Regions from separate parts of the Homo sapiens genome. Here region 2 is linked to region 1. Evidence: chromatin contacts called from ENCODE Hi-C or POLR2A ChIA-PET data. All regions are on one chromosome and are shown on one strand. The core of a region is the stretch at or near the end of the contact, and the rest is flanking DNA. Distances in the headings are between cores, read along the strand shown. Region 1 holds the start of PPP6R3 (protein phosphatase 6 regulatory subunit 3). Region 2 holds the start of MYEOV (myeloma overexpressed).

The links. Hi-C counts contacts between places; a loop is a spot of excess contacts on that map. ChIA-PET counts read pairs that join two places held with the same protein, here RNA polymerase II (POLR2A). Pooled maps may share reads with other maps.
Region 2: a map with no recorded cell type shows a loop between it and region 1 (6-fold over the local background). The contact joins the promoter of MYEOV here to the promoter of PPP6R3 in region 1. A Hi-C loop is called at or near these places in 4 of 37 single-sample maps with no recorded cell type and 5 of 50 pooled maps. POLR2A ChIA-PET finds 5 or more read pairs at or near these places in 1 of 52 experiments (activated CD4-positive, alpha-beta T cell).

The regions. Positions count from the first base shown.
Region 1 is chr11:68,458,973-68,463,198 of GRCh38, forward strand. PPP6R3 (protein phosphatase 6 regulatory subunit 3) reads left to right here and starts at 1,780. Exons shown (of 24, transcript NM_001164161.2): 1 at 1,780-1,855. RefSeq lists silencers at 1,191-1,340, 1,651-2,020, 2,031-2,080, 2,131-2,240 and an enhancer at 1,451-1,510.
Region 2 is chr11:69,291,223-69,295,404 of GRCh38, forward strand. MYEOV (myeloma overexpressed) reads left to right here and starts at 2,933. Exons shown (of 3, transcript NM_001293291.2): 1 at 2,933-3,354; 2 at 4,011-4,182. The coding sequence starts at 4,133. RefSeq lists an enhancer at 1,504-2,055.

The DNA.
Region 1 (4,226 bases), core at 530-3,029:
TTTATTTATTTTTTGAGACAGAGTTTCGCTCTGTCGTCGAGTCTAGAGTTCAGTGGTGCAATCTCGGCTCACTGCAAGCTCCGCCTTCCGGGTTCACGCCATTCTCCTGCCTCAGCCTCCTGAGTAGCTGGGACTACAGGCGCCCGCCACTGCGCCCGGCTATTTTTTTTTTCTTTTTGTATTTTTAGTAGAGACGGGGTTTCACCGTGTTAGCCAGGATGGTCTCGATCTCCTGACCTCGTGATCCACCCGCCTCCGCCTCCCAAAGTGCTGGGATTACAGGCGTGACCGCGCCGTGACCTCCTGTGGATTTTCATGGGACTCTGAGAGGCGCCTCAAATCCATTTTGGAATAAGGCAGGTTATTAGCATGGGGTCTAACCGTGGGCTGTCTCGGTGTCCTGGGCTGGCTCTTGGGGCGGGGGTCCTGATGTCCGGGACCTCGGTCCTACCTGGGAGGCACAGATATGGCGGGGAACGGGAAGCCCGGGGGAGCATTTAGAAGCTCGTGTGCACAGGGAAACCCTGTCTCTACAAAAAAATTAAATTAGCGGGGCCCAGTGGTGCGTGCCTATGGTCCCAGCTACTCGGGAGGCTGAGGTGGGGGGACTGCTTGAGCCCAGGAGGTGGAGGCTGCAGTGAGTCATGATCACCCCACTGCACTCCAGCCTGGACAACAGAGCAAGACCTTGTCTCAAAAAAGACCCCAGGCCAGGCGCGGTGGCTCACCCCTATAACCCCTGCACTTTGGGAGGCTGAGGTGGGCGGATCACCTGAGGTCAGGAGTTCGAGACCAGCCTGGCCAACATGGTGAAACACCCGTCTCTTCTAAAAATACAAAAATTAGCCGGGCATGGTGGCGTGCACTTGTAATCCCAGCTACACGGGAGGCTGAGACAGAACTGCTTGAACCTGGGAGGCGGAGGTTGCAATGAGCTGAGGTCGCACCACTGCACTCCAGCCTGGGGGACAACAGGGAAACTCCGTCTCAAACAAAACCAAACCCCAAAAGTTCTCGTCTAAGTCCTTCTCCCAGGACAAGGGCACTTATCTCTTGGCGGTGCGTCACAGGTAGGGATATTCCGCGATCCCTCACCTTGACCCCGCTACGAGGACAGCCACCTCTTTCAGGTAAAGAGATCGCAATGGGAAATCATTCTGATAAAAATTCCCCTGTGGAGAATGCAGGCATCGATCCCGTTACCTCTCACATACTAAACGAACGCTCCTCCACTTAAGCTGATTCCCTAGCCCGGCCTAACCTTTGCAGCCGGCGCATATTGTGGCTCACGTCACCACCGGTGTCCCCCGCCGCCCCCGCCCCGCCCGGCCAGCTCGCCACCCTATTGGATCCCTCACGGCTCCGGCTCCACGGCCATGATGGGCTTGGCTCAATTTAGTTTTAAAAAGCATTGGCCACTCGGATTGGTGGTCCGAAGCGTCCGTCAAGCGGAGGACCTGCTGTTGCTACGGCGTAGGGGGTCCCAGCCAGGTTTCTCCCCGTTTCTGATTTGTTTCTCAGGCTCCGGGGTCCTAGAGGTTCCGGATCCGTCAAGTCCATGGGAAAAGAATGCGCCCCTCGCGCTTGACTGACGAGGCTTGCGGGCCAATCGGAATGTAGTCAAAGGAGCCGCTAGGCGATCCAATAGGTAGTAGGGGGCGGGAGAGAGGGGCCAATGAGCCTGGAGCTGGGGGCGGGGGCAGGGCCGCGATTGGCTGAGAGGCGGCCAGAGGGCGGGCGGGGGGGAACTCAAGGCCTGCTTGATACGTCCGCCATTTTGGGCGCTTCGCTGATGGTGTCGGTGAGCGCGTTTCCCGCCTGAGCGCAACTAGCGGCGGGTCGTGGGCACCTCCAGGTAATGGGGGTAGGGGAGGCGCCGGAGCAGGCCGCGGCGCGGGGTGTGCGAGGCGCGCGGGCAGGCGCGGGGCCCCTCCACCTGGCCTCAGCGGCTCAGGGAGGGAACGTCCCGGCCCCTCTCCCCTCCCCCCCCGGAATTCGTCGCTCCGCGGGCCCGGGAGGCGCGGCGCCGAGTCCTTCCCGGCCGCTCCCCGTCCGCTCCTGTTAGCCGGGGGCCCCGCCAGGACGGGCGCCGGGAGCGGGACGCGGTCGGGGCGGCGACTTTGTGCCTCGTTGACGTTCGCGGCCTGGCGCGGCGGGCGGGCGAGGCGCGCCCCTGACCCGGCTCTGGCTCCAGCCTTCCCGCCCGCCGGCCGCGGCCCGCAGTCTCGCCCCCCGCCCGGCCCGCGCCCGGTCTCCGCTCCCGCTGGGCCTCCCGGGGGCCTCGGGGAGCGCGTCAAGTTGAGGCAGCAACTCGCCGTCAAGAGTCGCGAAGACCATTGTTGGACTCTGCTCTTCGGGAAACAAGTTTTGTGGGTTTCTGTTAATTCGCCGCAGAGTCATCGGGATCCACACCAGCCAGTTCCGAGGCTCCCAGTACCCTTCCCAGTGGCTTTTTAACTCCTGTGAGGTGGCTTGTATGTAAACTGTCTCGAATGCCTCCCTGGTGTATTTGAGCCGGGGGTGGGGGGGGTGGGTGGTCCTTCTTGTGGCTTGAAGTCCCTCCCTCTTAAAGAAGCCCATTCACTGTTTACTTGGAGGTGTTTCCTGTTGAGGTCCTGCTGGCTGTGATCACAATTTAGACTTTTTAATTATAGGTGAACGGGATGGGTCTTTGGATGTACCTCCGTGCCCTGACGTTTCAACCGCGTGACTTAATGTCATTTTCCTGGTACTTCACGTTTTCTCTGTGGGGCTTTGGGTCTGTTTTGCTTTTATGGGAGGGGGTGCTTGACAGGCGTTCCCTTTCATCCTCGCAGCACTTGTTGACGGGGTGGTGTCCTTTATTCGTGGGACGTTTACTTTGATTTTGTCCTCAAGGTCATGTTGCAGATAGGCTTCAAGGGGGACAGGGACTCCAGGTTTCCAACCACCGAACTGTGCCTCAAGTAGCAAGTGTATGAGACCCAGTTATGGTGGTGGTTGGGTTTTCCTCACTGTGGAGTGGAGTCAGTGACCACTTTTTAGCTCTGTGACCTTGGGCAAGTTACCCAGCTTCTCTTTTTTTTTCTCTGTAGTATGGGAATAATAATAAGTGTCCCAGCCATAAGTTTGTCAGGATAATTGCCCTAATACATGTAAAACAGCTAGAGCTGTGCCTGGCACATACAGTCACCTCAGTGGCTGATTAGTGGTTAGGCTAGTTAATGGCTATTATTGTTTAATTTAAATTTGATTTTTAAATGTTTAGGTACTATTGGGAAGTCAGATGAGCATTTGAGTCCCGACTCTTGGTGACTGCCTTTAGAAAGCTCTGTGTAAGACTCAGTTGGGCTGAAAAAGTAAAACTATAAGTTATTTTAATTTTTTCAGGACAGGGTTTTTGACCATTCCTTAAATTAGGAACATTTACCGGAGTAATTAATGAGTAGTAGCGCCTCATAATGTTTAAAGAGATGGTTAAATACAGAAAAGCCCATCACAAGCTTAAGTCGGGCTTTGTTCCTCATGTGCTTTTGGATACTAGTTTCTGGGTGACTGCCACCCGAATCAGTAACTAGGGTTTCTTAGTGTAAGTCCTCCTTGTTACTGAAAACTGTAAGGGTGCCGTGGATTGCAGTATTCTTCAGCAAAGATAGTTTGGGAAATAGCTTTTGTCCTGGAGGGATACTTTGGAAGGTATTCTCCACTTCAGCATGTCTGGTCAGGGAGTCTAGAACATTGAACAAAATGCCTGCACTCAGTCAGAAATAAACTCACAATCCTTTACCGCTTGCCCGATACTCTCCTCCATGGTGCTCGAAACCTTGCGTGCACCTTCCCCTGGTATTGTTGTGTTTACTTGGGACTTGGTTTGCTGTATTGGAGATGTGTGTTTTGATGGACTCAGTCTTAAGTAGAGATGAGTATCTTGCTGGTGGAACTTAAGGACAGGAAGAAGATTGTTTTCGGTTTAGAACTCTAGCCTTTGTGTAAAGTATAGCAAAGCAAAGTCAACAAGCAAAAAGTTGTTAGTTTCAATGAACTAATTGAGAATTTGAGAATCAGACCATAGCTGAGCAGAAAATGAATAGAAGTAACATTGACAGGATGAGGTTGCCTAGCTTTTTAAGATAAAGCTTTGGCCGGGCGCAGTGGCTCACGCCTGTAATCCCAGCACTTTGGGAGGCCGAGGCTGGCGGATCACTTAAGGTCAGGAGTTCGAGACCAGGCCAACATGTGAAACCTTG
Region 2 (4,182 bases), core at 1,683-4,182, 830 kb after region 1:
GAGCAGGTCTTGGTGCAACTGCCTGGGTGCCCCTAGGTTCCACTGCTAACTTGCTATGTGACTGAGCCACTGTACACTTTAGTTTCCTCCTCTGTAAAATGGGGATAACAGTAGTCCTAGCCATAAAGTTGTCATGAGGATTAAATGAAATAGTGTGGGAAAACTACTGACATGTGGTGCATGTTCAGTACAAGTTATCCTCACCATTATCATCATCACCACCATCATCATCATCATCACCAGCATCATCATCATTACCGTCATCACCATTACCATCATCACCATCATCATCATTACCATCATCACCATCATCACCATCACCATCACCATCATTATCACCACCATCATCACCATCACCATCATCATCACCACCATCATCACCATCATCACCAACATTATCATCAGACCACCATCATCACCATCATTACCACCACCATCATCATCATTATCATCTTCACCATCATGATCACCATCATCATAACCACCATCATCACCATCATCACCACCACCATCATCACCATTATCATCCTCACCATGTTCACCATCATCATCATCACTATCACCACCACCACCATCATCACCATTATCATCCTCACCATCATCACCACCATCATCACCACTTTCATCACCATCACCGTCATCACCATCATTATCACCACCATCATCACCATCACCGTCATCACCATCATCACCACCATCATCATCACCATTATCATCCTTACCATCATCACCATCACCATCACCACCATCATCACCATTATCATCACCATCATCAACGCCATCATTATCACCATCATCACTATCATCACCATCACCATCACCATCACCAACTCATCATGATTTAACAGGTGGGCTGGCAATCTGAATGTTGAAGACAGAGGGAGAAAATCAACCTGGGGCAGTCAGATTTCTACAGTCCTCCCCAGCAGGACCCAGGTGGGCTACTGGGAGTCCCAGAAGCAGATATCAGCCCAAAAGATGAGCTTTGATAATTAGAGTGAGGCTATGGTGAGACTGAGTGACACTGCGGGGTGCCAAAATAATCTAGGGTTGTTGGAATGCTGACAGCAGACAAAAGTAAGATAAGGTATCTCCTGACACCACCTCCTTCCATCTGCTCTCAGACGGGGCTCTTTGGAGAGGATCTGCCAGGAAGAACTGAGGTCTTATGCCACCTCCACCTCTACGTAACCTCAAACAGGCGTCATCTTGTCTCCTGGCCTCAGTTTCCTCATCTGTAAAACGGGGACACATCAGGATCTGCCCTCAGCAAGTTGCTGAGTGCCTGCCCTGAGCAGCCGGTAGGTGGCGCTGATGGGCTGGTGGTTGGGTTGGGGGAGGCTCGCATAGGGTCTCTGGAGGTCCCAGTAGGGCACTGGGGAGACCTCCCCTGATTCCCTGGAGGCAGAGCAGAGCTCTTGTCTTTGCAGGAGCTGCAGATTCTGCCTTGGGTATCTTAGAAGCTTTGTACAGGCATCTCCAGCTCAGTGGGAACCAAATGCCATCCTATCTCCCCACCTCACTGGTGTCACCATCTTCCTGGGAGCTGTCTGGATAACCCTCTCCCTGGCCCTCACCTTTAATTTGTCCCTGAGTCCCATCAGGGTCACCCTCCATCCCACTGCCATCTTCCTGGGAGCTGTCTGGATAACCCTCTCCCTGGCCCTCACCTTTAATTTGTCCCTGAGTCCTATCAATCAGGGTCACCCTCCATCCCACCACCATCTCCCACCTGAGTGAGAATGGGAACCTCCTCTCCCACTCCCTCCAATTCCCCTCCACTACAGCTGGGGGAGGCTTCTAAAATGCCAAATATAGCCCAGTTTCTGCAACTTGCAGGGTCCCCAGCCCTCGGGAGAAAGTCCAAACCCCTGACAAAGCCTGTGAAGCCCCCTGAGGCCCTGTGGGTCTGGGGCTAGCTCTGGGCTGCAGCCCTGTCTCTGGTCATAGTCCAGCATCCACCACGGTCCAGGTGCACTGAGCTGCCGGCCCTCTCTCCCCTCCGCTGGCTCCTTCCTCCTGACTGCCCGTCTTTCCCTGGCCTCTCTATGCTTCCCGCTGGCATTGACGACAGTGTCCTGGAGAGCTGGGCAGGGAGGGCTGCCTTGGGTTCCTACTGTGTGCTCCACCTAGTGCTGGTCTTGGCCCTTAGCAAGTGCTCAGTACACCCGTGTGGAATTGGGCGGTGAGGGTAAAGGGAGGAGGAGGGAAGGGCCAAGAGCTCCCTGTGCTCAATGAAGAGAGGGACTTGAGCAAGTACTCATTTTTAGTACTTCCCAAGATGTGTACAAGAGGCCTGGGGCCAGCAGAACTCCTTGCCCCTGCCCATCCCCCTCCAGTCTATGGGGTCCACCCCCAGCTGCCCAGCTGTGAGGCCTCCATGGCTCAGCTCCTCATCTATTAAGTGAGGACAGCAGTCGTCCCCCTCACAGCGAGGCCACGTGGGTTACATAACTTTTTCTTAGGGTGCCTGGCCTGCAAGAAACCCCTAAGAATGTTCTATATTCCTAGGCCCACTGTTATTCTTAATATTACCCAGGAAAGGGTGGTGAAGCGAGTAAATAAATGAATAGGTGAATGAATAAATGAATGAATGAATGGCACCCTAGCCCCACTGTCTTCTGGGTGGCTTCAGGATCCTTGAGGAGGTTGGCCGTGTAGGTTCCCCTCAGGTAGGACCTAGGTGAGCTGGGGAGTCTTAACTCACCCAGGGCAGGCCTTAAGGTTGGGCACACCCATGTGTGGGCTCTGCCCTGGCCTTAACCGAGAGAGGGAAATGTTGACGGGGAAGAAAGCCCTGCCCACCAGGCAGCCCCACCCACCTGGGCTAGCCCCACTCACAAGCAGCCCCACCCACCTGGGTTAGTCCCACCCACCAGGCAGCTCCGCCTACCTTGGCTATCCCCCTCTGAGTTCTTGCCTTGATTCTCCTGTTACTGTCCCGCGAACCCACATCCCTACAAAGCAGGAAAGTATGCTTGGGAGAGGCCAAGTGAGTGGGGAATCAGCCCAAAGCCAGGCGTCCAGGGTCTCCCTCACCTGAAGCTGACTTTTTCCCCACCTTGGACAGAGGGCGGGAGATGCCATCCCCACTGAACCCAGTGCTTTCACCAGCCATATTAGCTCCCACTCACCCCCCGTCGTGGAAGCCTCGGCCGTCACACCTGCAGGGCCGGGGCGTGCATGGCCTCAGGGATGGCCTGTTCAGCTGCTGGGTGACTCGGGTCCAGGTGCCTCACCACCTGCTGAGCTCTGTGTGATTTCTGGACACTTCTGCTCGTTGCCTTTGGGCTCAGTGAAGAGTCTGGAGTTTATCTGGAGTGAGGTGGCCGGTTCTTGGTGGGATCTGAGCAGGTAAGAAGCAGGGTCTTTCTTATGTTTTAAGGAAAGCCCTGTGGCTGCTGGGTGGGGGACCAGCTGGAGGGGCAGGAGGGCAGCAGGTGACTCATTACAAGGCTGGGGCCATCATCCTGTGAGAGCTGGGCATGACCAGTGCAGGTCAGTGGGGTTGAGGGTACAGACCAGTGGGACCCACAGACGGCTCGGGAGTGACCAAGCCTCTGCTGAGCTGCCCAGGTCCCCTCTGGTGGACACCTCCTACCCGGAGCCCCCCAAGGTGGTGCCAAAGCTAGACCACCATACAGCCAGAGGCCTCCAGGCCCTACCCACGACAGCCCAGCTGGCTTCTGCCCAGCCACCGTCACACACAGAGGGCAGCCGTCCCCATGGTCCCTAGAGGCGGTTGAGGACCACTGTGCCTGGAGTCATCTGTGGCTATAAACCAGGAGGAGAAGGCTGCCCACCCCCTGCCCCAGAGATGGGGAGGCTGGGGCCACCCGGTGGATTTGGGCAGGTCCCAGCTTCCAGGATCATGAGGTGAAAACGTGAAGGGACCCTAGAGGCCATGGGGACCCAGGCACAGAGCGGCGGCCTCTCATCCTCCCCATGGTCAAGGAGGTCAGTGCCTTCCCGGGGTGGATTACGGATGGTAGTATCTTCCTTCTCCTCAGAGTCCATTCAGGAGCAGGAAAGTTCATCTCAGACCCTAAATCCAGCCACGTCATGCCACGCTTAACACCTCTAACAACTTCCCCTGGCACTTAGGACAGCGTCTGGCTCCTTCCCTCGGCTCATGGCCCTCAGAATCTGCGTCACATACACCCCAGCTCTCCCGATAGGTCT